3 separate regions of the Homo sapiens genome follow, and all the other regions are linked to region 3. A link is a loop called in an ENCODE intact Hi-C map of the cell type or tissue named here. Cell type or tissue: heart right ventricle. All regions are shown on one strand. Each heading gives the region's core, and the rest is flanking DNA. Links, peaks and the distances in the headings are about the cores only.

Region 1 (10,598 bases), core at 1,535-9,534, 320 kb after region 3:
TATTTCTGGCTTTATTGTTCCCCTGTGGGAGTTAAAGACACTGAGGAGACACAGATCCTCATAAATGAACAAAGCAATTTAGCTCTATAGCCTGGGGATATTATTGTCAAAATATACTTTGAAAAAAAGTTTAAGAGTAATTCTCTTCCAAGTTCCATGGGATGGTACGATTGGTCTCCCGTCTCCCCGCCTCGCTCATACCAATTAACCCTCTGAAACAGCTTAGTTCTTTTGGCCTTAAAATAAAAGAAATAGAGGTAATCATTTGAACAAAGTTGAACATTTCTTAATAGGCCCAAATACTCTATTTATTAAATAATAGATTGGCCTAACTTTCCATTATTTTTAAAATGATGTTATATAGAGATTAGGGAAAAATAGCCAATAAAAATTGTTGCAGAAAGTTTGGTAATTCCCAATACATTTGGGATTTATTGGTAACATAAAAATAGAGAAAAAGAGTTGACTATTTATGATGATGTTAGTGGGACTCAATGGTTCATCAGACTGTGTAACTAATTTTAATGTGACATTTGCTAATTACCTTACAGATCAGCCAGGTCATCTTCTCCTAGAGTTAACCTAGTTAGAATAGGGCAAAGTCCTCATTCACTTTTAGAGCTTGTTAAATATTTGATTCCTTCCCGGCAGGTACTCTGGGGTCTTGATATTTCTTATTCAGCTGTGTTTCACTTTTGGGTGCCTTCGAGATGCCAAAGGTTAAGCTTAAGCCTCTGTGGTACCCCACAGTGAGACCAGCCATTATGCATGATACCACATAGCCAAAGCTTAATATGTGGCCAAATTTCATTAAGATAAAACTGAAATAAGATTTTGTACTTAAATATTGTGGAAATAAACAGAGACCAAATCAGGACAAGCAGACTATTCAAAGCTTGCTGTAGTATAGGAGTCAGCCACTGTCACTCGCATTTGGCAGAGGCTGAAAGGTTGGCAGAAGAGTGGGAAAACTTTATAGTAGGCAGCAAGGGCAGGCTTCAAGTATGCCCTGATTGGAAGCTGTTGACACAGGGAAGCTGTAGGTGAGCTAAGAGGTAGTGCATCCTACCTATTTGGTTAGGGGTGCACATTTGGATTTCTTTGGTTTGTTGTAAGCAGGGACGACAATTAGGGAAGCTGTCAGGTACTAATCAAGCCCTGGTTGTTTGGGGCCAAATGCTACAGGGGTTGTTGTTTGGGGCCAAATGCTACAGGGGTTGTTGTTTGGGGCCAAATGCTACAGGGGTTGTTGTTTGGCTTCCTGGATTGTAACGAGACAGCAATTTGGCTTCCTTCAAGTCTGACTTAGAACAGCCTGGCTTCCTGGACTGCTGCTGCAGATTGCAGGTCAAAGTTCTATTATTATACATGGCCTAGTCATTTTCCATTGGTATGTTCAGCCTCTTAGTATTTTTACTGTGCTCTGTCTTATGAGTTTTGCAGCACCGCTACACTCAGGGTGTGTGTTTTCTTCACAAAATATGGGCACTGGGATTTGCTAAATGTCTGGCTGTTGCAAGTCTCCAGAGTACCTTCTTATCACACAATTCAGAGTATTCTAGAAAGCAGGATAAGAATGTTTGCACTACCAAACTCAGCTCTTTAATGATATGTGGACACAGGCAGACATAGCTAATTAAACTACAGTAAGATATGCAGCAATAGGATAAGAAGGACCGAGACCTTGAAACTAAGCTGGGCACTGGTTGGATGAGGCATGCCAGGGGTGAGGGGAGAGGGAAAGAAGGTTCAGGACTCCAACTCCAATAAAGATCTGGGATAAAGTCTGTTTTAGAAGCAGAGAACACAATTATTATATTTAGTACCATTAAATATGCTTTCATTTCATGCTAAGTGCTGTGTGAAGCATATTTTTTTCTAGTATTTTGTGTAAGCTTCATTAAAATCCTATAACATCAATACTTAGACTATCCCTTTTTACAGATGAGAAAATTAAGACTCAGAAAAATTAAGTGTTTTGCCCAAGCTCACATAGCTCGTGAGATACAGAACTGGTACTTGGGAGCAGCAGCTGACCCCAGAGTCAGATTTGCATTCGGCCCCCTCCTCCACCCCCTCAGCTTCTATTCTTGGTGGCCCACCCCACAACCACCAGCTGTGTCTCTCTTGGCTGGGAGGCAGCTCTCTTGGGCGATTTAATAGTAAAGTGGCTTAAACTGTGATAATTAAGTGATTGTGCCTTCTTTCTCCAGATTTCTTTTCCCTTGAGTAGAAAGAAACCATGTCCATTGCCTAAGCAGACATCCAACCAGGGCAAGAATTGCCAGTATCTCCCTCATTTCATACATGCCTTCTTTCTGTGCATGGATGTCTCAAAACCTTTCTCACTTGGATGGTGGAGTGTGATGAAGTCCTTGGGAAGGGGACATGGGAAGGGATTGTACTGCTGAGGAAAGTATTTGGCATCTGACTTTGACTCCCTTCTCCTCTCAAGTAGTCAGTTTTTGTGAATTAGAAATAGCAGGTGGAGTTTTTCATTGTGATAGGGACTTTTTGGGCAACTACTTATAAGCCTTTAGAGCATGTTGTTGGACCAGCTTCAGATTGTGACGTACTTTAGTGCCTATTTTCAGCTGTGGGATTTTCATCCATTGATATAATGAAGTTAGGCACACAGAGGTATGTAGAGGTGGGCAGAGGGGAGTGGTACCCTCCTTAATTTGAAAACCTTCATAAAGACATGATACCTGCATGTATGAAGTACAGTTAAACAGCAAAGGAAGCCTGGGGGGAGGAAAAAAAACATATGTACAGTTTAAGGAAGAGAAGGAATTGAAGTGAGCTGAAGTGAGCAGCCAAATAAGCAGAGAAATTGCCCAGATTATAAGCAATCTAGTGCTATTAAAGTCAGAAATACAAGGTGGGTGGTTATATCAGGCTAAAGGTCCTTTAACACCCCACACCTAAAATCGGGATTATTTTTAAAGAAGGAGGGATGAAAACGCAAAAAGATCAAATGACCCTAAGTTTTGTTAAAGGAAGCTGCAGAGATTAGCATCAAAGCTCCAAGCTTCTCAGTGGCCATCATCTCTCTACCCAAACTATAAAACGTTCACCTAGGCAAACTTAAGTGGAGTGCAAATTCTTAAATAGAAACTTATTTCCAGATGCTACATCAAGATCAATAATCACTATCCCCTCTGCTGTTTAACAAACACACAAATATAAACAGTCCATAAACACTTTTGTCTTTGTAAACTCAGAAATTTTGTCATGTGATTGTGAGTGAAGGCAGTAGCCATACCCAATCTGCTCATCATTGTATATCTAAACCATTACCAAGTACGGTATCTGGAATAATGGATATTTGCGACAACAAAAATATTTCAGTGCATGAATAATGATTCTTCCTTACTCCTCCAAAGGAAAAAATCGTGATGATGTCATTTGATTAATGATGTTTCAAAAATATAACATGTAATTATTATTATTATTATTATTATGAAACGGAGTCTTATTCTGTTGCCCAGGCTGCAGTGCAATGGCACAATCTTGGCTCACTGCAACCTCTGCCTCCCGGGTTCAAGCAATTCTCCTGCCTCAGCCTCCTGAGAAGCTGGGATTACAGGCACGCACCACCACACTGAGCTAATTTTTGTATTTTAGTAGAGATGGGGTTTCACCATGTTGGCCAGGCTGGTCTTGAACTCCTGACCTCGTGATCTGCCTGCCTCGGCCTCCCAAAGTGCTGGGATTACAGGCATGAGCTACCATGCCCGGCCCATGTAATTCTTTTAAAGGGGATTATATCTCATTTATTTATTCACCTATTGATGATGTTTGTGTCGTTTCTAGTTTGAGGCTATTAGGATAAAGCTTTATGAACATTCATGTACAAGTTTTGTGTAGACATAGGCTTTTGTTTCTCTTGGGTAAATGCCTTAGGAGTAGAATTGCTTGGTTCTAGGTCAGTCTTGTGTTTACTTTTGAGAGAAACATCTCAGTCTTTTTCCAAAGTATTTGCATGGTTTTACACTCCCATGAGCTATAATAAAGAGTTCAAGTGGCTGCATATCATGGCCAACATTTGGAGGTGTCAGTTTTTAAATTTTAGCCATTCTGGTGAGCTTGTAGTGCTACTCATTGTGGTTTTACTTGATGAATAATAACGTTGAGCACTTATTCAAATGCGTATTGATCATTTGTATATCTGTTCAAAACCTTTCCCCATTTAAAAAAATGGAGTTTGTCCTCTTAGTTTTCTTTATAGATTAAATATAAATCTTAGATATGGACCTTTTGTTAGATGTAGTTATTGGAAATATTTTACCCCAGTCTGTGGCTTACCTTTTCCTTGTTTCTTAAGGAGGCTTCTAAAAAAATAAAGTTTAAAATTTTGATTAAAGCCCAGTTTGTTAATTTTTTTCATAATATTCAATTGTCGGGATTAGTTTATGGTTTTGATGGCAGGAGCTAGCTCAAAGGCAGTTGTAAAGTGTTTATGCCAACTTTTGGATCTCTCAAATTTTAGGCAATGCAGTGAATGCTTTTGCTTCCAGGTAGCATGATGTAACTTGTAGCAGATCAACACTCCCAGTGCAAAAACTAGAAAAAGCTAGATAAGTTACCAAAGTTGTATAGTTAAAGATACTGGGGAGCTATAGAAGTAACAAAGACCAGATAACTTGGAATTCGGGGGTAGGGAAAACTTTCAGACCTGAGCTGACCAGTCATTTATTCTCCTGGGATATTTGCTGATTTGGGCTGCAGACAGGGTAAGGCTTAATCCAAACACAGTGACTCTACTAGAGGAAAGAACAAATTTGAGGACTTTTATGAGTGCTTGATCCTGGCGGATGGATTGGAAATTTGTGGAGATCTGGCTGGTTTTCCCCATGAGACAGTTTGTTCTGGAGTATACATGGGATGCTGGGTGACTAGACAAAAGGCTAAAGAGATAATGACAAAGAATGCTTCAAAACTGGTGAAAGACCTCAACTCAAAGATTTCATAAGCTCAGTGAATCCTATACCGGATAAATAAAAACCACCACTCTAGGACTTAGTATCATCAAATTGTTGAAAACAAAAGGACAAGAGAAAATCTTAAAAGCACCCAGAGAAAAAAAGACATGGTGCTTCCAAAGGATAAATAAGAAGACTAATAATAGCTGACTTTCAAATAGAAACAGTAGAAACTATCTAAGAAATAAGGAGGAAAATTGGTATAAACCTATTGCTCAGCTATATTTCCAATTTGGCAACATTTCTGAAGTTTAGATGCTCATACCTATCATCTGAGCAATTCCATCTCCTCTCTTATACACACCTGTGAGAACAAAATATTGGAAGCCTAAATGTCTGTTAATAGATGAATAAATAGTATAGATTATTACATAATCATTCAACATTGAAAAATCTGACCAAGTTACAAAATAGAAGTACAACATACACTATACATAATGTTTTAAAATATCAGAACAATAGTTAATGTTTATGAATATAAAATGATAAAATTGTAAAAACATACATGAATCAGAGAGGAATTCACAAGAGGAGCTCAGTTATATTTTGTCTAATTCTTTAATGAAGAAATGAAATAACAGTGTTGACTGGAGAATGCATGGGTATTCCTTATAATTTTATTCGTTCTTACCAGCATGTTTGAAATATCTCACAGTAACACCTTTTAAAAATAATCAAGAACCCTCAGGACTTGGATGGAATTGAACATGCAGTGTTTTCAGGAATATTTTTTAAAAATTCTTATGGTGGAAGGAAATGATGTAATTTAGGGCCTTTCTAGTTCTTTTCTATGTCATCCCCAGCCCAGAAAAGTGCCTGTTCAGTGAAGCTATCCATATAAGTAGATTTGGCTATGAAAATGGAAAACAGAATTTAGGAAATATTCAGCTGACAAGAAAAAAAATCCACCTTCAAAAGAGGTCCCCTAAAAACTTAGGGTTTTATTTATTTATTTATATCATTCCCCATTTGAGTTGTTTTATCATTTTGGTCTTTGTTCTGAAAGGAAATCATTTCTCCTAATATTGGGTGACATTTCTACAAAGCTTATCAGCCAATGCCCTCTTTACTCAGAAACTTTTAGGTATTACAAGAAAAGAAGGCTGCTTGCCAGGTGTCATAAAACCTATTCTCAGTTGTGCTGTTTCCAGATGCCTTTACTTAATCTGACTGCGTGGGTTTGTTCATCCTGATGGACGGCACCCTCTAACATCTGTTGACTGCAACGATTACCTAAAGTTATGGTCAAAGCCAAACCCTACATCAAAAAATGAGTAACTTGTATTCATGAAAGCATTTTTACTTCTTGCACAAATGGCCAACAAGCTGTTCTGTTAAAGAGTGGTGTGTATAAACTCAAAGAGGAAAAGGGCATTTAAAAGGAAAAAAAAGCCATCAACTGGAAATAAAAGTTTTGATAAGTATGAGGGAGACCACGAATTGGAATGCTTTATAAATCAAGTAGGTTTTGTATTAATGTTCCATGTGAATGACTCCCACAATGTCCTTTTTATTAATAGGGCTTCCAACATTTATATTATTTTTTCCCTAAGTTTTAAGTGAAGGGTAGTTAGAGTGTATGTTTTAAATGGGGCAGAGAGCAGTTCTATCACTCATTTCTTATGATTACTCAGTGACTGAGATTAGATAAAAATTTTAATGATTTAAACAGAAAAGCAGATCAGATTATACTGTATTTATCACACCTTTCAGCAAAAACAGGCTCAATATCCTTATTTCTCCTTTTCTCATATTTTTATCTGCCTGAGAAGAAAAAATTTATAGTGAAAATTTATGGATAAAGACATAAAGCTGCAACATAAGCAGATGGTATGGTAGTTTGACTTTTAACTTTCATTTTAAATCAAGCTCAGATCACTTGAATTCCGAAAAATAAATTGTGTTTTTTAAAGTTTTGCTATTTACACTGTCACACATACACCTCTGAATACTGTTATTTCCTTGCAACACAGTGACAAGCATGTACTCACTATTTCCTTCTTAATGGGATTGAAATGGATGACATTCTTTGTTATTATGAAAAGATCAGTACAAAATGTCACCAGAAGTCCTTTAGAGAGGCACACTGTATAACTGGGCAAGCTAAATTCTTCTTCCCATTAACAAATTAGTATTTGGACAATAAGGGCAGGGAAAAGTAAGCAGTGGACTTAACAAGCCCAAGGTAGCCCACACCCAAAGCCACAATGGACCCTGTAAATGATACCTTCAGTTGATGATGCCACATGGGGCAAAGATGGAGGAAAATGACCACTCTTAATCACTGCTAAAGGACACAAAATTATAAACAAGAAATTTGGCACAGGAATGAGAAAAGAGCCTGAGTAAATGAAGGACCCTGAAGGTTAAGCTTCATTAGATTCACAGTATATATAGCTGCTTCTGATTAAAAGCCTGAAAATGTGGATATCCTAATTCTTGGTTGTATTAAAAATAAGTGTTTTAATAAATATGCAAAACTATATAGTCACAGATCACCTTGATAGCACTGATTATTTTACTGAATGATTTGGACCAATTTAAATATCAATTGATAGAAGATGGATTAAATAAATTATTGTACAGCCATCCAATAGAATATTATATGGTTATAAAAAGTAGTAATGCAGATCTATATTCTAATGAGGTTTATGACAAACTGATATAAAATCTAGGTTACAAAATATAAAGTATAAAAATAAGTAAAATGTGATTCAATTTTTGAAAATATCCTTTGTGCAAAATGATAGGAAAAATGAGTTATAATTTATATAGTTCAGTGGAGAAATGGTCTAAGTAACTAGAACAAAATTTGTGTGGAATTAGACATCTATATAGCATATAGTGAATCTTGAGCAGCACTTCACTCCAAGCACACACAAACATACAAAGAGCCTCAATTCTAGATTGATTATGGGTCCAAATGTGAAAGATAAAACTTAAAAAGAAAAAGATAAAAATTTTAGAAAAATAAAACGATATTCCTTGACCTAGAGTAGGTCTAGAACACAAAAAGTGTTCTTATAAAAACAAAAATTGTAATTTGAATCATATTTAAATAATGTCTATCCAAAAATACCACTTAAGGGTGAAAAAGTAGAAGATATTTATAGAACATAATTAAGAGAAAAGATTAGGAACCAGATATATAATAACTTCAACAAATTAATAAGAGAAAATTTACATGACCTAATAGAAAAATGGGCAAAAGACTTGAACAGGCAGCTGACCAAAAAGAGTTACCCAAAAGGTTAATATATGTAAGGCATTCTGCCCAGTGGCCCAATAGCCCCTGTGTCTCCACATCTCTGGAGTACTGACATTATCCTACTACACCCACAAAAGGCTGCAGGGGCACAACCTCTGTTGGACTCAGCAATGCAGCCATAAACCTGGCACCTGAGCCCACATAGCACCTGGCACCTTGGGGTTGTCCAGCACAGCAGGGAGGCAACCTCAAAGACAGAGGGAGCCAATATATGCACTCTCCAGGGCCTGAGAGCTAAGAGCCTGGGGCCTGTCTTCACTGACAACCTCACACACTCTGCCACTAAGCATCCAGATACCACCCCCAGGGGCCCAGGGGCCAGCTTGCCTGGGGCCCACAACCAACAATCTTGCTCACTTCAGTAGTGGAGCTGCTGAGTGCCCATGTCCCCCCACCCAGGAGCCTAAGAAGTGACCCACCTGGGCCTGCTGCTGCCAGCAACCCCACCCAGCATCAGAGCTTCTGTGCATCTCACCCATATGAAAAGGGTCAGAAGTCCACTTGTCTGGAGTCTGATACTGTTGGAAACTACACGCCTGTGCCCAGCCAGAACCAAAGTCAAAGCATACTACCCAACAAATGCTATAGGGCACATATACAGGAAAAGGTATTTCCCTATGAAAGCTACTTCATAAAATTAAAAGAAGTGACTATTACACCACACAAGAAAGATGACAAAACAAGGAAACATGACATCTCCAAGGGAACACAATAATTCTCTAGCAAGAAACCCCAAAGAAAATAAAATTTATGAAATTCCGGAAAAAGAATTGAAAATGATCTTAAGGAAACTCAGTGAAATATAGATGGACAATTCAATGAAATCAGAAAAACCATTCAGGATCTGAATGAGAAATTCAACAAAGAGATACCTATTATAAAAAAAGAATTAAACAGAAATATTGGAACTGAAGATTTCAATTAATAATATTTTAAAATGGAATAGAGCTTTGACAATAGACTAGGCAGAAGTAAGGATTTCTAAACTTGAAGATGGATCTTTTGAAATAACACAGATGAAGAAGAGGAAGAGGTAGAAGAAGAGAAAGAGGAAGAAGCAGAGGAAAAAGAAGAAGAGGAAGAAGAGAAAATTGAAGAAAGCCAACAGGACTTATGGGAGAGCGTTAAGAGAACAAATATTCACATTTGCATTTGAATTGCAGAAGAGATAGGAAAATGCATAGAAAACTTATATAATGAAATAGTAGCAGAAAACTTCTCTTGTATTGGGAGAGGTTTGAACATCTAGATCTATGAAGCTCAAAAATCCCTTTGAATCCTCTTTGAGGCACATTAGAGTCAAACTGTCAAAAGTCAAAGACAAAGAGAATTTTAAAAACAGCAAGAGAAAAGCATTAAATCATATATAAGGGAATCCCCATCTGACTAACAGCAGATGTCTCAGCAGAAACTTTAAAGGCCAAGAAAGAAAACCCTGGCAGCCAAGAATACTATACCCAACAAAGCTATTCTTTAAAACTGAAATAGAAATAGCATTTCCAGATAGGCAAAAACTGAGGGAATTCATCACCATTAGACCAGCCCTACAAGAAATGCTTAGGGGAGTCCTACATCTGAAAGCAAAAGGATGATAACTACCATCATGAAAACATGCAAAAGAATAAAACTCACTGGTAAAACAGATATACAACTGAGAAAGAGAGAGGAATCAAACCTTATCACTGCAAAAAGCCATCAAACCCTAAAGGTAAACAGAAAGAAAGGGAGAAAGGAAAATAGGATATTTTAAACAACCAGAAACAACCAGAAAACAGTTAATAAAATGACAGGAGTAAGTCTACACCTGTCAATAACAACCTTGAATTTAAGTAGTTTAAATTCCCTATTAAATGATATAGACTAGCTGAAAGGATTAAAAACAATAGCAACAATACTCCAGTATATACTGCCTATAAGAAACTCATTTCACCTGTAAAGACACTCATAGGCTAAAAGTAAAGAGCTGGAAAAAGATACTCCATGCAAATCAAAACTAAAAGTGAGGAGAAGCTATCCTTATTTCAGATACAATAGACTTTAAGTCAAAAAATATAAAAAGAGACAAAGAGTGTCATTCATATAATGAAATGTCACTATATAATGAAAAAGCAATCAGTTCAGGAAGAAAATACAATAACTGTAAATATATATGCACCCAACACTGGAGCACCCATATATACATATAAAGCAAATATTATTAGTGCTAAAGGCAGAGATATACCACAATATAATAATAGTTGAAGACTTCAACACCCTATTCTCAGCAATGGACAAGTGATCTAGACAGAAAATAAAGAAACATCAGACTTAGACTACACTATAGATCAAATAAATCTAACTGATAT
Region 2 (10,598 bases), core at 990-8,989, 340 kb after region 3:
CAGCACCTGTTGTTTCCTGACTTTTTAATGATTGCCATTCTAACTGGTGTGAGATGGTATCTCATTGTGGTTTTGATTTGCATTTCTCTGATGACCAGTGATGATGAGCATTATTTTCATGTGTCTGTTGGCTGCATAAATGTCTTCTTTTGAGAAGTGTCTGTTCATATCCTTTGCCCACTTTTTGATGCGGTTTTTTCTTGTAAATTTGTTTAAGTTCTTTGTAGATTCTGGATATTAGCGCTTTGTCAGATGAGTAGATTGCAAAAATTTTCTCCCATTCTGTAAGTTGCCTGTTCACTCTGATGGTAGTTTCTTTTGTTGTGCAGAAGCTCTTTAGTTTAATTAGATCCCATTAGTCTATTTTGGCTTTTGTTGCCATTGCTTTTGGTGTTTTAGACATGAAGTCCTTGCCCATGCCTATGTCCGGAATGGTATTGCCTAGGTTTTCTTCTAGGGTTTTTATGGTTTTAGGTCTAACATTTAAGTCTTTAATCCATCTTGAATTAATTTTTGTATAAGGTGTAAGGAAGGGATCCAGTTTCAGCTTTCTACATATGGCTAGCCAGTTTTCCCAGTACCATTTATTAAATAGGGAATCCTTTCCCCATTGCTTGTTTTTGTCAGATTTGTCAAAGATCAGATGGTTGTAGATGTGCGGTGTTATTTCTGAGGCCTCTGTTCTGTTCCATTGGTCTATATCTCTGTTTTGGTACCAGTACCATGCTGTTTTGGTTACTGTAGCCTTGTAATATAGTTTGAAGTCAGGTAGCGTGATGCCTCCAGCTTTGTTCTTTTTGCTTAGGATTGTCTTGGCAATGGGGGCTCTTTTTTGGTGCCATATGAACTTTAAAGTAGTTTTTTCCAGTTCTGTGAAGTAAGTCATTGGTAGCTTGATGGGGATGGCACTGAATCTATAAATTACCTTGGGCAGTATGGCCATTTTCATGATATTGATTCTTCCTATCCGTGAGCATGGAATGTTCTTCCATTTGTTTGTGTCCTCTTTTATTTCATTGAGCAATGGTTTGTAGTTCTCCTTGAAGAGGTCCTTCACATCCCTTGTAAGTTGCATTCCTAGGTATTTTATTCTCAAAGGAAAGACTTCTTTGTTGATAGAAATTCTAATATGAGATGAAAAAAACCCTCCATGTAAACAGAAACTCATAATTCCTTCATGTAGCCAGTATGACATGTTCCTCTCATATACAGGATGGCAATCTGCAGGGATGTCTTCAGCATCTTCAAGGCCTAGGTATTTGGCCATGCTATGAAAATAATTATACTAGCTATTTTTGAAAGCATCTACTGTAGTCTAGGTTTCTTAGATATATATTTTGTTTAATTCTCAAACATCCCTGACACTAATGACAGTAGCAGGAGCAGCTTTGAAAAAGATCACTCCCTTTTACTGAATGTTTATGACATGCCAGACACTGCACTAAGGATGTAATTTAAAACACTCTCAAGGTGAGATATCCATTTTTCGGAGGAGAATGTATTGGAATCCCATCATTAATCTATTTCACTGATGTGAATTTGATGACAGTCCTTTGGCAAAAAGAGAAAGGGAGAAAGAAGCTGAAGGAATAAGGGAGAAAAAAAATGATGTTCCAAATTTGTTCTATGTTCTACATAAAGATCTTGTGTCCAGGAGTTGGTGTGAAGAAGAGGTAGACCTGTTATTTATTCTGCCCCTAATCGCCACCACTTTGTTCCTCTCACTGGGTGAAAAACAAATCACACTGGGGTGAGAACAAGTTAAGTATTCAAAGATGCATTTATCTTCCCTCCCAACACACACACACACACACACACACACACACACACACACACACTCCTTAAAAGCAAGAAGTCTTCATTTACAATGGAAGAAGCAGAAATTTCTCAATGCTGGGCAACCGAAATTATTTTCCTTTTTCAAGAGTAATTTTAAGTATCACTGATTTTTGCTTTATGTTTTTACATTAAAATTTACCATCCACCACCCTTACTCTCCTAGCATAAAGATGGTACACCACTCACTGTACTGAGTTTCAGGGTTTTGATGCCCAAGATTAGAAAGTGACTAGTGGCATTAAGACCCTATCTGAAATCCACCGACTGACGTAAAACCAATTCCATTCTAAGAGGACTCAACTAACAGGCTGGTTATATGGATTGAATGAACTTATGTGTAGGGTTGGTGCACATGTACTGAGAACTCTATAAATCTTAGCTTTTATTATTGTTACAGTGTGGATTGATTCCCTAGGGCTGCTGTAATATGAAATCTTCCTTTGGTGGCACCATAGTTGTGGACAATGTGAAGGCAGGAGTTCTCCAACTTATTGCTCAACCTCAGAGCTTGTTAAAAGGCTTATACCCAGGTTCACATGCAGAGATTCTGATTCAGTAGGTCTGGGCCTGAGTTTTCTTTTTTAAAAACAACAAGAACAACAAACCAAGCACTTAGGTGAAGTAGGCACTTGGAGTAAAATGGCTTCACTAGCTTGGCATGGTGGCTCTCGCCTGCAATCCTAGCACTTTGGGAAGCTGAAGCTAGAGGATTGCTTGAGGCCAGGAGTTCGAGACCAGTCTGGACAACATAGCAAGACCTTATCTCTTAAATTGAAAAAACAAACAAACAAGTAATGGCTACACTTTGAGGAACATGAAATTAAAGGAAGACTCCAGAAGAAAATTCCTTAAGTTAAAAAAATTGGCAGGGCAAGGTGGCTCACACCTGTAATCCTAGAACTTTGGGAGGCTGAGATGAAAGTTTTGCTTGAGGTCAGGAGTTTGAGACCAGCCTGGTCAACATAGCAAGACCCTATCTAATAAACAAATATTAAAAAGAAAAGTAACTCTTTTCACCTAAGAAATATAAAATTGTAACTTTGAATATGCTCCTTCAAACTATAATTGCATCACCTCCCCATGGAGATTCTGATTTTTCTTCTCCACATCGTGGGGACTGTGTTCGGTTTGACAATTTCTGTGCTCCAATGTTATCTTGCTAATAGACCTAAAACAAAATTTCTTCCTAACAATCTTAATGACTGTGCCATTAAGACAATGTTACTAAGAAAACATTCCTTCTGAATTTGTTAAATCCTCCTTCATTAAAAAGTTATGAACCTACTCATTAAACAAAGGAGGAATGTCTCTTCACCTTTTATTTCCTATAGTACACCAAAAGGTTTTAAAGGTAGTGGCTGGACGGATGTTTAGAGTCAGGGCAATTGCAGTTGGAGTCTCTTAACTGCCCTTTAGTAGTTGTGTGACCTGGGGCAAGTTACCTAACCTTTCTAGACCTCAGTTTCTTGGTTTATAGAATATGGATTCTAAGAGGACTCAACTAATAGATTGGTTATGTGGATTGAACAAACTTATGTGTTGGGTTGGCACGCATGTACTGAGAGCTCCATAAATCTTAGCTTTTATTATTACAGTGTGGATTGATTCCCTAGGGCTGCTGTAACAAATTGCCATGAACTGTGTGACTTACAAGAACAGAAATTAATTATCTCAAAGTTTTGTGGCCAGAAGTCCAAAAGTCAAGGTGTCAGCAGGGCCATACTCTCTCTCAAGGCTTTAGAGGAGAATCATTCCTTGCCTCTTCCAGTTTCTTTTTCTTTTCTTTTTTTTTTTTGAAATGGAGTCTTGCTCTGTCACCCAGGCTGGAGTACAGTGATATGATCTTGGCTTACTGCAGCCTCCACCTCCCAGGTTTAAGCTATTCTCCTGCTTCAGCCTCCCGAGTAGCTGGGACTACATGTGAGTACCACCACACCAGGCTAATTTTTGTAATTTTAGTAGAGTTGGGGTTTCGCCATGTTGGCCAGTCTGGTCTTGAACTCCTGATCTCAAGTGATCCTCCCACGTCGGCCTCCCAAAGTGCTGGGATTACAGACATGAGCCGCTGTGCCTGGCCACTTCCAGTTTTCGATAGCTCCAGACTTTCCTCAGTGTTTGGCTGCCTAACTCCAGTCTCTGCCTGTGTTTTAAAATTGCCTTCTCTTCTCTCTGTGATTGTCTTCTCTGTATGTCTTCTTAATGACACTTGTCATTGGATTTAGCACCTGCTGGGATAATCCAGGATGATCTAATCTTGAGATCCTTAATTTAATTACGTCTGCAAAGATTCATTTTCCAAATAAGGTTGCATTAACAGGTTCTGGAGATTAGGATGTGAACATACCATTTTTGGGGTTTAAACCCAAAAGTATCTGAGTCAGATCTCAATCATTTAGAGGTTTATTTTGCCAAGGTTAAGAACATGCCCAGAAAAAAAAAGAAATACACAATCACAGAAGCAGTCTGTGGTCCGTTCCTTTTTCCAAAGATGATTTTGAGGGCTTCAATATTTAAAGGGGAAAAGCAGGCTGGAGGGGAAAGGGGGAGGGTATGGTCATATTACTGAATCTACATGTTGTAAGAGAAAAGGAGCAGAATAGTCAATCGTGTATTTGACTCATGTTCAGTAAATCATCACTTTACATAAAGATAAAGTGAACCTAGAGCAGCTCGCTGTGGAGATATCTTACCTTTCGTCTGTAACTATCTGCTTAGGAACAAAAGGAAAGGCAGTTTCTTGCAGGACTCAGCTTTCAGCTTAGTTTTTTTTTTCCTTTTGGGGTTCTGAGATTTTCTTTTACAAGGTCCACCATTCAACTCACTAAACAGAATATGTTTATAATAATTTGTATGTGTGTGTGTTTACAAATTACTTTTATATACATTGCCTCATTTAAAATTTTAATTCTTACAACATTCTTGCAAAGGAGGAATATGATGATTACACGAACACCAGTAATCCAACAAACAATATGAAAACTACTATGAGAGATGGAGAGGAGGAAGAAGGCACGAGATTGCTTCCTATAAAGGGATGTTAAGCAAAAGCTTTATGAAACAACTAAAAGCCTACATGTAACAGGACTTGAAGAATGAGTAGAATTTTGAGCCTTAGATTTCTTTTTTATTTAACCGGAATATTAACATTATAGGCTTGCCACGAGCATTAAGCCACAGAACTCATGTAAAACACTTAATACATAGCTTTGCATATAGTGTTTAATACTTATTTTTCATAAGCACTATTAAATATTGCTTTTTCAATACCTACCAAATACATGATGCAAATTATAACATTCCTTTTCTTGTATAGAATATTATATCCATTATACTTTAAAATGTTTCCTTCTCTTTTTAAAAATAACAGTGATTTTGGTAAATCTTTCTGAAAGTTATCAATCATTTTACGAGAAAAATTTAAAAAGTCATTTATGCTAGAATATTCTGCCACCTACAGGTAACCAGGGCTGCTACAATTCTCACAATACCTCGTTGCTTTTGCCAATGTTAAGTAGACGCAGGGGCATCTACTTAGACTGTAGCAGGGCTCAATAAATACTTGTTGCTTTGTTAATATATTATTGTCAGCACCTGTTAGTCAAAGTGCTTCTTTAGACATGAAAAGATATTCATGCTTTACCCTCATGCTCCTGATTATTGAAATTTCAGAAAAAGCACAAATTTTTCAGCTTTTAATAGATCATTTGATCATATAACTTAATGGTTTTCAAAGTGTTATTCCTGGATCAGTAGCAATGCCTGGGACCTTTTTAGAAATGCAAATAGTTGGACCTCCTAGAATTGCAAATCAAAAGCTCTGGGGGTGGGGTCCAGAACGCTGTGGTTTAATAGGCTGGCCAGGTGGTTCTGATGTATCCTAAAGCTTGAGAACCATTGATCTGGATGTTGGAAGTGGGGGCTTCTATAGAGCAGGTGAATGGGGGATAAGGTGAATCCTGCATGCTTACAGTAGTGTAGGGAGAAGGAGGAACCAGTGAGAAAAGCCTAGCCCAACTGCACAGCTTCATAAATTAGCAAATCAAAAATATTTCATTTGGGTAAACATATACTTTATGTGTTGGCAACACTATGACTTGGCTACTTCTTTCTTCCAGCTAGAGAATTATGGTTTTTTTCTATCAAGACTTTAAGGGAAATGTTGGCTTAGATTGTTTTCTACTTTCTCTTACATTAAAATCATTTATGAGATTAAGCTAAATCTCTTAGGTAACTAAAATTTTACTCACACGCATAGCTAGAACCCAAACTGCAAACCTTTTAGAGTTCAAGAGACATTATTCCACCTTACCTCATTTAAAATCTATAAAGCAGTATAACAAAAGTAGGTCATTATTATTACCAAATATCTTAATGCACAGGATGGGAGAATATTCTTATTTGCAAATATGGATTTGAAATCAAGGCATGTCCTCCTTTAAGTATGCCAAGATCTCAGGATTTGTTTTATGGTACAAAATAACATATCAGGGCTTTTAAATCTCTTTGGCTAAGAAGCATCATGGAGAGGGTAGAAATGCAGTACCAATATGAACAGCTAGTGAAAAACATGACCTGGGTTGTGACAGGGAAAAGAAAATGGAGCATCACAAGAACATTTCTCCCACTTAGCAACAACTGCTGTGAGGCTAAGGGCAAGAGAACTCAACCTAGCAACACTTACTTGTTTCCTCCTAAGAAAGCCTGGAGACCTGTGAATGAAGTCAGAATTTCATCTTCACCCTTGACTTGCTGTCTGAAGGACTCCAGCACATTGCTTAAGCTCCCTAAACCTCAGTTTTCACTGTAAGACGTGGATAACAACACACTCTACTGCAAGAGGCGGTAGTGAGAGTTTAATAAGGAACCGGTTCTCAAACTCGGCTGTATATTGGAATTACCTGGGGATCTTTAGCAACTACTGTCATGAGGTAATCCAGGCAAAAAAGCGCTTAGGATAATGCTTATCCTGTAAGAAGAGTGAGACCTGCAGTAGCAGTTATTATTGCTGCATGTAAGGTAATAGGTTAAATGGTTGTTGCAAGCCAGGGTGCACAGTAAAGTTACCTGGAAAACACTGATACGCAGGCCCCCACTTGAGGCATTCTGATGTGCCTGATGTGGAATGGGGACCTGAGCGTTTGCTCAAAGTCTCTAGGTGACTGATGTGGAGCCAAGGCAGAGAACAGAATTTTGTGCTATTTATTGAAAGATGAATAAAATAAGGGTCTTCCCCTTAACGTGTCTATAATCTTATAAGACAAAACAAGATGAACTGTAATCACAGTATCCTAAGATTTGAGCACTTAACTATGCGCTGGATCTATGCTAAACACATAAATATGGATTACATCTCTGTATGACAATACCATAAGATGGGTACTACTATTGTTAGTAGCAAAAAATTGTTAATATCTCCATTACTTTTTTTTTTAACTTTTAAGTTTGGGGGTTCACGTGCAGGTTTGTTACATAGGTAAACTTGTGTCATGGGGGTTTGTTGTACAGATTATTTCACCACCCAGGTATTAAGTCTAGTTATTTTTCCTGATCCTCTCCCTCCTCCCACCCTTCACCCTCCAAAAGGCCCCAGTGTGTGTTGTTACCCTCAGTGTGTTCGTGAGTTCTCATCATTTAGCTTCCACTTATAAGTGAGAACATGTGGTATTTGGTTTTCTTTTCCTGTGTTAGTCTTCTGAGGATATTGACCTCCAGCTCCATCTATGTCCCTGCAAAGGACATGACCTTATTCTTTTTTTATGGCTGCATGGTATTCCATGGTATATATGTACCACATTTTCTTTATTCAGTACATCATTGATGGACATTTAGGTTGATTGCATGCCTTTGCTATTGTAAATAGCACTGCAATTCCGGCACTTTCTAAGAAGCCAAGAATTTCCTTGTTTTATGAAAATGGAAGATGACTTCAGGATTGTAAGCATGAATGTAGGATCACAGACAGAGTGAAATTTTCTGCATAATCAAAGTGGATACATCTACGATGTCTGAAGAGACCAAGAGAGAAAAAAATCAGAACTGGGGGAGTGGTTAAAGTGCTGAGGAGGTGGGGTGGGAGAGGTAGAGGGAAGAATTTGAAGATGATATAAATACTTGTTTAAGTAAAAGAGGTGTTTACTTAAAAGCATGAGCTTCTACACTGCATGGTATAACTAGATTTCTTATAGAAACCAACTTGTGAACTAAGCACAACTGATGGAGAGATTAAGCAGTCACCTGCTGAGAACAAGGGTTACAGCTCAAACCTGGGTGACATGCTCATTAACGAGGTGAGGGAGCTGAGGTTTAACAGGTTAAATAAATTGCCCTGAGTTAAGAGCTAGCTAATGGTAAAGCTGATGCCCAGGACTAAAATCTTATCTATTTCACCCTGTCAGGTAGATTGTGGCCAGAGGTGTATTCAAGTGTTAAGGATAATAGTCATCTCTCTGGGGGAATTAGGAAGGACTTGAAAAGGAAGACATTTGAGAATGGAGCATGATGGGCTTTGGACAAGACAGGGTAGGAGAGAGCAGTCTGCTTTGAGATAGTGATTGGGCAAAGAAAGACTCCAGGAGGGGAAGTATGATAGGGAAGGGAAGTATGATAGGAAGGTGATGTTTTGGTTGAGGCAACGTGAAATCCTCTGGGGCTGAAAGCTAGAATGAATGTCAGAAGATGCTGTGAAATTAGGGGGGAAAGGGAGGCTTGGACCAGATTGTAGAGCTCTGCATTTTTAGAAGCTTGGATTTAATTTGAGGGACAGTAGGGAACAACTGTAGACTGTAGACTTTTGAGCAGGGAAATGACACAATAAGGGAAATAACCGCATTTTAAAAATATGCCTAGCAGCAATGAGTTTTCTTGCTAAAAATAAAACCATACAATTTTTGGACTGAAAAGGACTTTAGAGCTTATTTGTCTATCAGTTTCAAGCTAGTGGCCTGTGGGCTAGACCCAGCCCAAAGGTGTGTTTTCTTTGGTTTGGTCCCATGATGTGTCTTATCTGTTCTTATCTCTTTCAACCTTTATCTGAAACATGCACTACCTAATTTGTAGTTTGTACTCCTGATGTATTCATTGAGCTTCGTGAAATGGCCAGGTAGAGCTAGAGACAAGAAGAACCCTTTACCAAATAAATTTAGCAGTTCTGACCAAAGGAAACCGGTTATTGGGTGTTTTGGGGCCATGTGTGGTGGCTCACACCTGCAGGCACTTTTGGAGGCCAAGGTGGGAGGATTGCTTGAGCCCAGGAGTTCAAGGCCAGCCTGGGCAACAAAGTGAGACAAAAATTATTCGGGAATGGTGGCGAATGCCTGTACTCCCAACTATTCTAGAGGCTGAGATGGGAGAATCACTTGAGCCTAGGAGGCTTAAGGCTGCAGTGAGCACCAAGATCATGCCACTGGACTCCAGCCTGGGTGACAGAGTGAGACCATGTCTCTAAAAAAAAAAAAAGAAAGAAAGAAAAAAGAAAAAGAAAAAGCTGTTATAGGGTGTTTTTCATCTGATCCCAGTCACATTTCAAAAGCCATCTTTAAAAAAAAAAATCATGAATCCTGTATAACTGTGGTCCATGAGAACTCCTAATTCAAGAACGTGCATTTCAACCCAGCATCATCTTAAAAGCCAGAGGATTCAAGTCTTAGAAATTGACCATATGTCTTTTGAACAGACCTCTGGTCATTCTTTGTGGATAATGCATTTTTTTAAACAGTATAATGCACAGATTCCCCATGCCAGTTTGTAATTATGCCAGTTAATACCAGCAAGTTCTCATTTCCCATGAAAGAGCTATCATTCTCCACACAAATTTCCCATGTTTATGAAGACGTAAAGCATGAAGAATTAGCATAAATATAATGAAATACTTTTTCTTTTGGTTGCCTCCTTTCCTGAGTCCTTGCCACACCTTGTCCTCTTCCTGTTCTTAAATAAGCCACAGACTAATTGGCCAGAATTTGTACATATCCCTTCATTTCAGAGCACAAAGTTCTTTGAAGGGGGGCAGAATAATAGTTCACGTTTTTAAACTGAAGGCATATTCTTAATGATTTTTCCATGGTCAGGGATTGAAAGCCCACAACTTAGTTACCCATGTGGAGCAAAGTGAAAAAAAAAAAAGTTTTATATCAGGTTTCTCAGTTTAGGCACCGTTATTATTTTGGGTCAGCCTACCCTTTGTTGTGAGGTCCTGTGCATTGTAGGATGTTTAACCCCATTTCTATTTTCTATCCATTAGTTGCCAGCAGGATCAACACCCAGTCATGACAACCAAAAATATCTCTAGTCATTGCCTAATGCCCCCTGGGGGGCAACATCTCCCTGGATTGAAAATCACTGCTTTATATCAACCTTAATTTTGCTTTTGAACTTTTTGCTCCAAACTCTGTAGACAGCACAGTGGATAGAAATGAAAAATTCAACTGTAAGTGAATTAAAGTAATAAAATCAGACATGTTCCTTTTCTTAATTAAAAGTTTAAGAGCATTAAAATAAACTTTAAAAGTTGTAAGTAGATGAGAAAATTTATTAGAAGGTTCTCTAAATATTCAGAGGAACCAAAAGGAAAAAGGGAGGGTAAAGAGAATATTTTGGAATTTGGAAATGGTGTCCCTCTCTAAAGAAATTAATGGCTTTTTTAAATGTTACTTTGCAATATGGGGCATGTGAGTAATAGCATGCATTTTCTTCCTTGCCTAGAGTAATTACAGGAGAACATCGAAACATTAAATCTAGAAAAAGTTTCAAAGCTTCATGTA
Region 3 (10,598 bases), core at 1,691-9,690:
AAAACACAGTTGTGGTTTTGCACTTCTGGGGCTGTGTATATGAATACTGTTGGTCAGAGAATATTATACTATCATGGATAGTAGTTTTGTTGTTTTGAATAAAACAATTTTATCTCAATGCTTTCTTGATTTTAACTTAAAAATTTTAACATTTTACTAACATAAAATGTCATGAAGTACTTTGGTAACCCAGTCCATTTAAAAGAAATTAAACTAGTTTTAGATACTAGTGTTTCCTTTATAAGCTAAACCTATACTTGTTTTAATGGTTCCCTCAAATTTTCTCTATTAGGTGCTACCTTTACAAGCAAATGTATAAGTGGTCCTTTATTTACTTGAAGATTCTGAGGTCATAAATCTGACGTAAGTTCCATTTACAAATGATGAGTGCGTTAAACATCTGGGAATGCATAACCAAAGTCTAGCATTACACATGAATATTTTTAAACCTCAAGGAAGTATGATTTCATTCTTTAAATACCAGGCTTCAAAAAAAGTATGATTTCTTCACTTTAAATCATTTCTTTATCCGTAAAGCTTTAATGAAAGTATTATTCCCATTGCTGTCTACTTGGCCTTATCCAATGAACAATAAAAAATTCTTCTTTTGCTTTGTTTGGTAGTTTTTGACTATAGAGGACATCATCTAATGCTTTTCCCTATGTACTTTGCAAGGTCTTAAATGACAATACAAGTACGTTTCCAAAAATGTAACACAGCATTTATTGTGTCTGAACTCAACTCTCTCAGTGCAACCATGAACGTGCCTTGAGAAACTTGGTAAAAGCTTTGAACTTTTTTGGGGCAGAAAGGTATCACAAACTGAAATTAAACCTAGAATTAAGGCTTTTATACAAAATGTATACAAAGATCAAGTTCTGCTCTCTGACACATAGGAAAGAAAGCAAGAGTGGGGAGGGGGAGAGCCTAAACAGATGTGTTTTTGTATCATGCAGTCGACTTCTGCATCTGAAACGTAACTCAGCGAAACAGAAACCCAGCCATGTGACTCCTTTTCTGTAGAGAATAGAGTTGAACACAGTATCCCGAAGTCACAGGGCATGTGCTAGACATTCACTTATTCATATTTCTGCCTTCTTTATAAACAGAAATTAATATTACACTGCTGTGTATGTGTGTCTGCTTTTCTTGAGTACTTTATTATTCTCTCCAGATGCCCACCTGATGTACCTCATTCTCACAATTAAAACAGTTATATGGTTAAACACACAGGAATAGACTTAGTTAGCATGTGGTGTAACAAATGAACTCACATAAAATTTACATGATTTAATTAGCTGATAATGGGTCATTAATTGAGGGACTGAAGAAAGGAAACATATTCTCTTGGACACATAAAGGCGCCATTCAGGAAGAATAGATTTGTTTTTACTCAGCCCTTCTCAGGAGAACCACCTGTGCAAATACGGGGCTCAAGTCAGATGACAAGCAGGGTTTTTATGGGACCAGGAAGATTTTCATCTCCATGACAACCTTCCTGGTTCCAAACAGAGAATGTTATTTTTCTGGACTCCTCATCTCAGCCACACCAGTGGACTCAATTCGGCCCTGACATGCATCTGAACACTCTTTCTTGGACAGCCATTATTAACCTGGGCTGCTTCTGACAAATCATTTGGTTGGTGATTACAGATCTGACATATTTTGTAATGACTCCATTTTCTGAGGGCTTCATTTTCAAGAAGTGAAATAATGCTGTGACTTAACACCTCCCTGCAACCACAAGCCACTTTCCCATCTCCAAAGTATACCACTTTTTATTAAGGAGGTCTTATACCCACATAAGTCACTAGCTTGTATATATAAAGATAACTGCGTTAGTATCATTTAAGTGCATGTATATGATCTAATTTTTCATTATATTAATTAACAACATAATTGATTGACCTGTGGGGAAATACACAAAAAGGCTTCCTGGGAAATTCTCTCCAAGTAAGTATGGAAAAAGCAAAACAACAATGTTTTCATATGAATGTGCTTGTGATAGGAAAAGGATAGTCTCTGTAGCAACTCCAGCAAGTGCCCTTGGCTCTTTGGAAATGATATTCTATCTAGTTTTTTATTTATAGCCAAATCCCGTTCCTAGTCTAAGATAGTGTGACACCCATGGGAGGTGGCTTGGAATTTGAGAGTATGAGATTACGAAGCTGAAGGCAAAGATTTTGCTTTTTAATTAAGAACTAAACTATACTTTTATACACGATGACATTTTATGTAACTGGTTACCCACGAATAATCATTTGGGAGCACTTCTGATATGAAATTACCCTCTGATTGAGCCCTTTGAGAAAACCCCAGTCCTTAAAGATAGACTTTGCTTCAGGATTCAAGGCACAGAATTAAAAGTCATAGAATTTAATTCACCCAACTATCTTTACTCCATCAAGATTTTTGTTATTGTTTTAGCAGAATCAGACTACAAATACACTGGGTAGAAATAATAATGCAAAAATACCTCTCCCAAACAAAAATTGCAAAACATCAATTGGTTATTCAAATTAAAAAAAACATTTTATTTAACAAACCAGTAGACCTATCAGAAAATCAGGATTTTTCAAATTGTCTACCTTGTGGATGATATTCTATTGAATTTGTCAAGCCTTCGAAGCTTGGAACCTTACAATACGAATTACTATTTGTTTAATATACATATTACTAAGTAACTTGTTTATTAAAGGTCATTTATTTTCATCATCAGAAACTTACTGGGTATCAGAAGAGCACACATATTCAAACTGCATCAGTTTATAGGTGATTTGATATGTCCTCTTGTTTTTTTAAAAAAAAACAGCACATAAAGTCAGTGTGAGGAAAAATAAGCTCTATTTAAAAATTTGAGGCAAAAAATAAAATTGCGCTGGATTAGAGACCCCCAACCGACTTTCCAACCAATCCCTCTGTAATAAGCACAGAGGAGGCACTCAACCATCTTTTGGATGGTCAAGTGAACTCATTTAAATATGACAAGTATCCCCCCTAAGACTCCCATGAATCAACACAGCCACAAACCATGGAACTCAGGTACGGGCAGGTAGAGAGCAGGTAGAAAAAAAATAAAGGAAATGGTGTCCACTGTGATCCCCTCCATCCATGTGAAACTCATTATCTCTGCACTGAGATAAAATACACAAGATATCCTCAGAACAATTTCAAGTCTGAATATCAACATAAGCAGAATAACAGGGTGCAGGTGGTACCTCAGGGCTGAGAGAGCACAGGCCCCAGGGCTGGTCAGGTTGATCTTGCAACGTCCGTTTCTGAAGTCGGGCCTGGGCAGGATAACAGTTTTCTGATCATATAATTAATGATTGGCATCTCCCAGTCTCAGGAAAAGGCAAACCATATTCAGGGAATAAATGTGTACAACAAAGATGAAAAGGTTGACATCTTTAATACAAATAAAGCTTTTCTACATCAATAAGAAAAAAGATAAACAGCCCAGCCCAGTAACAGGGAACATAAGCAACTGCACCAAAGAAGAAATACAATTGGCTAATGAAAAAGAAAATAAAATTCAATCCAACTAGATAACAATCAGCTACTCAAATAATCTAGTGCCACTTTTTACTCAACAACATGGCCAAAGTTGAAAATAACCCTGTATTATGGAAGGGGCAGGGAAAAGACTTACTCGAATATGATCTGTGGGAAAGCAATAGTCACAACTTTTCTGGAGAGATATCTAAAATGATGACACAAATATTCCAATTCTAGAAATTTTTCTTAAGGAAAACATAAGTTAATGGAAGGATTTACATATAATTATCTTCAGGCACGGTGGCTCATGCCTGTAACCCCAGTACTTAGGGAGGTTGACGCAGGAGGATGGCTTGAGCCCAGGTTGAGGATGCAATCAGCTATGACTGTGCCACTGTACTCCAGCAGCCCAGGTGACCATGTCTCAAAAAAAAAAAAAACAAAAAAACAAAAAAAACTTCAACCCAGCATTGTTTTTAATGGTAAAAATAACCATAGTAATAGGTGAGGTAAATTGCATCACAGCCAGCACAGGCATAGGTTGAATACTACATAGCCATTAAAAGCCCTGAGGCTGAAAAACTACCTAATGACAAAATATTGTTTGTGGAACACTGCAAAGTAAAAGTAGGCAACAATACACTCAGAAAATGATCTCTTTTTAAAAACATTTATGCACACATATAAGCATAGATTTCATTCTCATTTTTTTTTTTGAGACGAAGTCTCGCTCTTGTCCCCCAAGCTGGAGTGCAATGGTGAGATCTCAGTTCACAGCAACCTCTGCTTCCCGAGTTCAAGTGATTCTCCTCCCTCAGCCTCCCGAGTAGCTGGGATTACAGGCACCTGCCACCATATGCCTGGATAATTTTTGTATTTTTAGTAGAGATGGGGTTTCACCATGTTGGCCAGGCTGGTCTCAACTCCTGACCTCAGGTGATCCGCCCGCCTTGGCCTCCCAAAGTGCTGGGATTACAGGCGTGAGCCACCGTGCCCGGCCATTTCATTCTCATTTTCTACCACCCCCTCATGAAGCACACGTAAGGCATAGGTATTTTTCTGTATTGTGAGATGACAGGTTACTTCTCACTCTGAGCTTTCCAGTGCTTTTAGAAATGAAACTGTATCACTTCTGTAACTTGGAGAAGTTATGGAGTTTGACAATGTCAGGTCTAATTAGAATCAGCCATATGAGAAATCACTACTGGCAGCTGAACACTTGGCAAAGAAAAGATGTATTTAAATGAAGCCTTAGTGGAGATCTAAAACTGCATACTAAAGGAACTCTCAGGTATTGGCAATTGTAAGTCAGACTCGCTAACAAAAATTCTGAGATGCAGCTGGCCGGGCGCAGTGGCTCACGCCTGTAATCCCAGCACTTTGGGAGGACGAGGTGGGCGATCATTTGAGGCCAGGAGTTCCAGACCAGCCTGGCCAACATGGTAAAACCCCGTTTCTACTAAAAATACAAAAATTAGCCAGGCATGGTGGCACGTGCCTGTAAACCCAGCTACTTGGGAGGCTGAGGCACATGAGAATGGCTTGAACTCAGGAGGTGAAGGTTGCAATGAGCCGAGATTGTGCCATTGCACTCCAGCCTGGGTGACTGAGACGGTCTCAAAAAAAAAAGAGATGCAGCTATTACCAGCCCTGTTCCCACTCTTCACAATAGGCTTGGCTATCGACTAGAAATGTACTTCAAAAAACCTCTCTTCCCCGGCACATGCTGGACACCCTTGCTGAGCAGCAGCCACCACCATACAACCCCTCCCATAGTGTTGCCTTGAACAAGGAGCAAGGCCTCAGCAAAGTAATTTTCAAGGAAGACCTCCCTCCACCTTTGGTCCTCAGAGCTTCGTGCATAAACTCAGTCCTGCACTGTTCTTCAGAAATCTGGAAACAGCAGTGAAGACATAAAGGAAAACCCTGGGAGTGAAAGAAGAAAAGTCAACCGAAGTTTCTCCTTGCAGAATTCTGTCATCGTGATGGCCAATTTCACCTTGGAGCAATGCAACAGATGATGGTGCCTCCAACTGGGACCTGCCGTGCAGCTCCTCGGGCAGGAGACTATCAGTGACTTAAGGGACCACTAGGGGGCGATTTAGGAGTGAACAGTTTTCTATCCTTAAGAAAGATAAGCCAGGAAGCCTTAATTTCCAACCTTAAGTCACTGGAGGGTATTAGCTCCCAGGTAAATCCTGTTTTTAATTTTAACTATAAATGTAAACAGGGTCTTTCATTTTAACTTCTCCAGAAATGTAAACGTGGAGAACTTTCTGAAAGAGATATGTGAAAAGGCAGGGTATGGCACACAAAATTGATACATTGGAAAATAAATATTTTTTCTCTCCCCTGTCCACTTCCCTAGCCATAACCAAGGCCCTCTCATACAAAAACCAAAAAAGAAAAATAAACCTCTGGCAACAGAGCCCCTAGTGTCCCTTTGAGGTTCTATTTATATATTATGCCTATGGTTTATCCAGACAGGCCTAAAACGTCTCTGCAGCAGCAAAGACAATTTCCCCCACCCAGGCTCTCAGCATTTATCTGTAAGCCTCACGTGGCAATTAGTTACTTACTGTGTAGTGAGGGCTCTGGTGTTGGTGTTTAACTCTCCTAAGCTGCCTTAAATCCTTTGTGGAAGGAGGCAAGATATAAATAGTAGTTTTTAAAACACACAGGCTTACTCTGTTATTTCCATTTCTTATGTGTTTTGACTTTTCCTTTTTTACTTTCCAAGCCCCCCGTGAGGAAGTGACTTTGCCCTCATAATCACATTGGAAACCAGCCATCTGGAGATGGGATGGTCTCAGGGCAACACGCTCACTAAGCATCTACCATGCAACAGGCACAGGAAAGGGCGGACCCAGGAGGACGCAGACCCATGCGGTCTCAGCCCTTTAGGTGCAGAAATTGGACCTCTGTCTGTTTGTCCTGTAATTTCTCCAACATGTGGGCACTAGGCTGATCATTTCATCTCCCCTGGCTCAGTTTCCTCTTCTATAAAAACAAGGTCATTGAAAGAGATGGTGGCTCATGTCCCTTCTGGATCTCCCAGTGCTATGGCTCAAAGGGGCGTTCCCTCAGTACTCAACTAACGTACTGACAAACTAGGCTTTCAGTCTTGGAGGGCAAGAAGTATCTCTCACCTGAGATCCTGCAGGAAAGTCACAGCAAAATTTAATTTTAAATTGGAGATTCAGGCTTTTAGGCCTTTCCAAGGAAAACAGCCTCTTCTCTTACTGCCTAAGCAACTCCTAGCAGTAACTTTCAACTCTGATTGAATAATCAATTCTTGCCCAAAGACGCCTGAGTAAATACCAAACAGACAACTTCCTGCCTTGAATCCTGGCACGGGCGGGCGGCTCTTCTCTGTGACTTCCCTGAAAACCCACTGCAAATGTTTCCACCTGGGGAAATCAGGGGCTGAGGCCTCCAGCCACCCTTTCCTTGAAAGCAATCGTTGCAAATGTTTTGAAAACAACGGATTATCTTTAAAGAAGCAGTAACAACAGAAAGCCATTTGTTTCTTCTACCATGACTGATTCATCTGTCGTACACTGGAGGTTGGGGGTGGAGGAGGAGAGGCCCTCAAACAAATGTTTCCTATCAGTGGCAAGTATTTTGATAATCAGGAAAATACCAAATAGATTTGCAACCAGCTTGGTAAACTACTTAGCTTGAGGATTCAACAGGATCCCTACTGCACGCTTTCTGCCTCCTGTAGCTAACTCTGTCCATTTTTGTGTCACGTAATTCTTCAGCCAGAACTCAAGCACGACCGTAATAAATATAGTTCATGGGTATGTAAAACTAGTGCTCCTTATGTACAACCTTTTACGTCTGGTCTTGCCTGGAAACTGGTGGCTCCATTTCTAGATCTCTACCCGAGAAGAAACACTAGCACATATACACGCACAAGGAAAAAGGTCTATGAAGGCTCGCAGCACCATTGCTTGGAAAAGCAAAAAAGCTGCAGTCTAAATATCCAGTTATAGGGGAATAAATAAAGCATGTGCTCTATGCCAGTGAAGAGGCCTGAGTCAGAAGGAAATTTAAAAGACCACATAAGCACAAAATACAGAAGGAAAGAAAACATAACATTCATAGAGATCGACTCCTGCAGTGGGGAGGAGGCTGGTTTGGAGCTTGGAGTCAAGGAGGTAGATCCAAGGACAGCTTTAATTATATATGCATAGTCATCTCCCCCTTATCCTCTAGGGATATATTGCCCAGGGCCCAAATGCATGCCTGAAACCACAGATGGTACCTAACCCTACAAACATTTTTTCCCTATACATAAATACATATGATAAAGTTTAATTTATAGATCAGGCACAGTAAGAGATTAACAATAAAATAGACCAATTAAAACAATATACTGTAATAAAAGTTATATATGCATGTGGTCTCTTTCTCAAAATACCTTATGATAGGTACTATACTCATCTATTTTCAGACCATGGTTGACCACAAGCAGCTGAAACCTTGGACAGAGAAACCGTGGCTGGGGGGACCACTGAAATACTCTACAGTTCTGACATGAAAATATGAAGGAAAAATATTCAGATATCGCTTTTAACATATACAAAGGGAGAAAACAAAACACTGAAGGCAGAGGCGGCAAAATGTTACCAGTGGCTACTTTTTTATGGCAGAAATATGGTGACTTCATTTCTCTTTCATGCTTTTCTCTATTTTTCACCCCTCTCTTACCCCCAGTAAAAAACAATTAAGCAAGCCTGTAACCCATCGTGGTCTCTGACACTCTCACCATCAGGGAAAGTGAAGTCTACTGAAGAAGGCTCCCGCCAACCCAAAAACAGAAAGGCCCAAGCAGGAAGCGGGACGACTCTCTTAGCCCTTTGTTGTCCATGCTAGAAAAAAGATCATCCTTTATAAAACGCCTCTACTCCAGCCCTGGGTGTCGGCTGGGCCCCCCGTCTGCATCCTCTAGAGCTGGGTTTCCAGGGGGTGAACGTGGTGGGATTTCACATGTGGTTTTGCTTGTGCATTTGGACATTCTTTGTGGGGCAAGCTTTTCCCTTCTTATTTTCTGACTGCTCCTAGAGAAGATGATTTGCTGCACGCCTCCCCCTACAATCCCAACCCGGAGCCAATGAGGGGAACAGATCTGGGGATGGAGGCAGATAATGGCAGCATTTCTCACTGCCCTAAAGTACCGTCCACCACGCCAGCAGACAAAGCGGGGCATGTTGTAAAAAGCAGTTCTGCTGGCAAACGGCTAACAAATCCATGTATTTGCAACCAAGGACTGGCGGCCGCATCTAAAACAGACACCTCATTGTGCTTGGTTTAAAAGGAGCCCTTGGAAGTAGGGCCTTTCAGGCTGACAGTTAAATCACAACGGCCCATATTTACATGAACGGCTTCCAACCGTCTGGGCGAATACACAATATTTCCATTTCACAGAAACCAGGGATGGTGACAACACAGAAGCCAGAGAGACCAGAAAGTAAACTTCTGATTGGTACGAATGTGTTTAAGCAGCAGAGCCTATACACTTATACACTTGCAGAAGTTAACGCGCTCCTTTGGTAAGCAAGTTTGTTATTGTTGTTAATTCCATGACAAATGTAACAGCTCAGCATACACACACCTAGGTGTCTCAAGAAGGCTTTCTACTCATTTAATCAAGTGTGTTCCTGTGAGTGCTTTCAGTTGCTCTGGCATTAGCAGGGAAGCTGCGTGATTCTTCAGTTCTGATTAAAAGCTAGGAGAGCACAACTTTGTAAGCCCATCACAGCAGCGAACCGTTCCAAATTCAGACAGGAAACACCTGGAACTCTGTGCACCACTAGGAACGCACTTTACATTTCAAAACAGATGATTCTAAATTGTTCATAAATATTTGTCTTGTTTCAATAAAACACTCTTCAACCAGTTTCATAAACCCTTGGTTCAGAAGGCTAAAACGTACACGCTACTAGGCATCCACATTCTTTTAACATTGCATATATTTATGTGGACAATATCCTGGAAACATAAAACCCAATGGCAGGCATTTAATAGCGTCATATGGGAATTTTAGTTGTTTTTTTTCTTTTTTTTTTCCGGGGAGAAGGACAACTCTCTCCTTCCATAAATAAAGCCCAAATTGCACTTGTTGTCTAAAAAAAGTGAACTGAAATATAAATTAAACTCAAGTTTCTTTAACTTGCCTGTTATAGTAAATAAGACCCAGACAAACCCTTCTGGAGGCTTAGAAAAGCTTTAATATAATTGATTATTAAACCTCCAGCTATAGGATAGAGTCATACTGAAGGCCTTGTAGCCAAACATTCCCTCATTCTTGAACATGATGAGCCCTTTAAAATGTTTTTAAAAGCTGTTTTTAAAAAGACACTAAAATGAAAAGTAGCTTAGTTTATAGGTTGAAAATTAATCTTTAAAAGCCATTTCTGTACATTTTTAGTATTGTCCAGATTTTCTACCATACACATGGACTTGTATTGCTTTCATTTATTTTAATGTATACTTTGATCATTAGAAAAAATGAAAATGATTTACACACACACACAAAGAAGAAAGAATCGGGTACCAAGGGCCAGTTCCCAGGTGCTGAGATAGGGTGTTGCGGAGGCTGCAGCCACAGCCTCAAACCCAAGCCAGCCTGCCAGGGCACTCTGAATCTAGCCCACGGACCTCCAAAGTCGAAAACAGGGCAACCCAGGCTTCCCAAGAGTTAAATGGGAAAGTGGGTCACTTCGAAGTACTGTCCAAAGATTGCTACGAGTGAGCTGCTGTTCATAGTCATCGTCTTCTTTTTAAACAGTTATAATTAAAAATTCATCAACTGACCATAAACTTCTTACTCTGGTCTAACTAAGAAACATCAGCACACTGCTCCCGGTAAATGAAGATTAGGCATGGCGGTGATAAGAGACTGCATAGAGGCTCTTCGGAACCATAAAAGATGGTCGTTAGAGGTAATGATAAACTAATTCTGGATACATCAGGCAGCAGATGCTCAGCCCTAGGTTAATGATTAACGTGCTGGACCCTGGCCAGTTAAGAAGTTGTTTAACCAATGCCCCTGAGAAGCAAACTTGTTAACATTCACTTGTTCCTAACTACAG

What was found. A loop is a pair of places that touch in the nucleus more often than their neighbours do. Peaks named below come from ENCODE experiments on the same cell type or tissue, not always from the same donor. Only the 100,000 strongest peaks of a DNase experiment are listed, where the experiment ranks them.
Region 1: it touches region 3 in a loop (5-fold over the local background); 75 of 110 quality-filtered maps call a loop at or near these places.
Region 2: a loop joins it to region 3, with 8 times the contacts of the local background. A loop is called at or near these places in 77 of 110 quality-filtered maps.

Annotation. Positions count from the first base shown.
Region 1 is chr3:73,826,452-73,837,049 of GRCh38, forward strand. All of the region lies in intron 2 of LINC02005 (long intergenic non-protein coding RNA 2005), which reads left to right. Among named protein-coding and RNA genes, the nearest start is that of LINC02005, 23 kb to the left of the region's middle. In heart right ventricle, for the core only: no CTCF peak of the experiment used is centred there; no DNase peak of the experiment used is centred there; H3K27ac peaks cover 1,486 bases.
Region 2 is chr3:73,843,063-73,853,660 of GRCh38, forward strand. All of the region lies in intron 2 of LINC02005 (long intergenic non-protein coding RNA 2005), which reads left to right. Among named protein-coding and RNA genes, the nearest start is that of LINC02005, 39 kb to the left of the region's middle. In heart right ventricle, for the core only: a CTCF peak has its summit at 5,292 (motif pointing left); no DNase peak of the experiment used is centred there.
Region 3 is chr3:73,502,972-73,513,569 of GRCh38, forward strand. All of the region lies in intron 3 of PDZRN3 (PDZ domain containing ring finger 3), which reads right to left. Among named protein-coding and RNA genes, the nearest start is that of PDZRN3-AS1, 120 kb to the right of the region's middle. In heart right ventricle, for the core only: CTCF peaks have their summits at 5,597 (motif pointing right) and 5,796; no DNase peak of the experiment used is centred there; H3K27ac peaks cover 5,162 bases.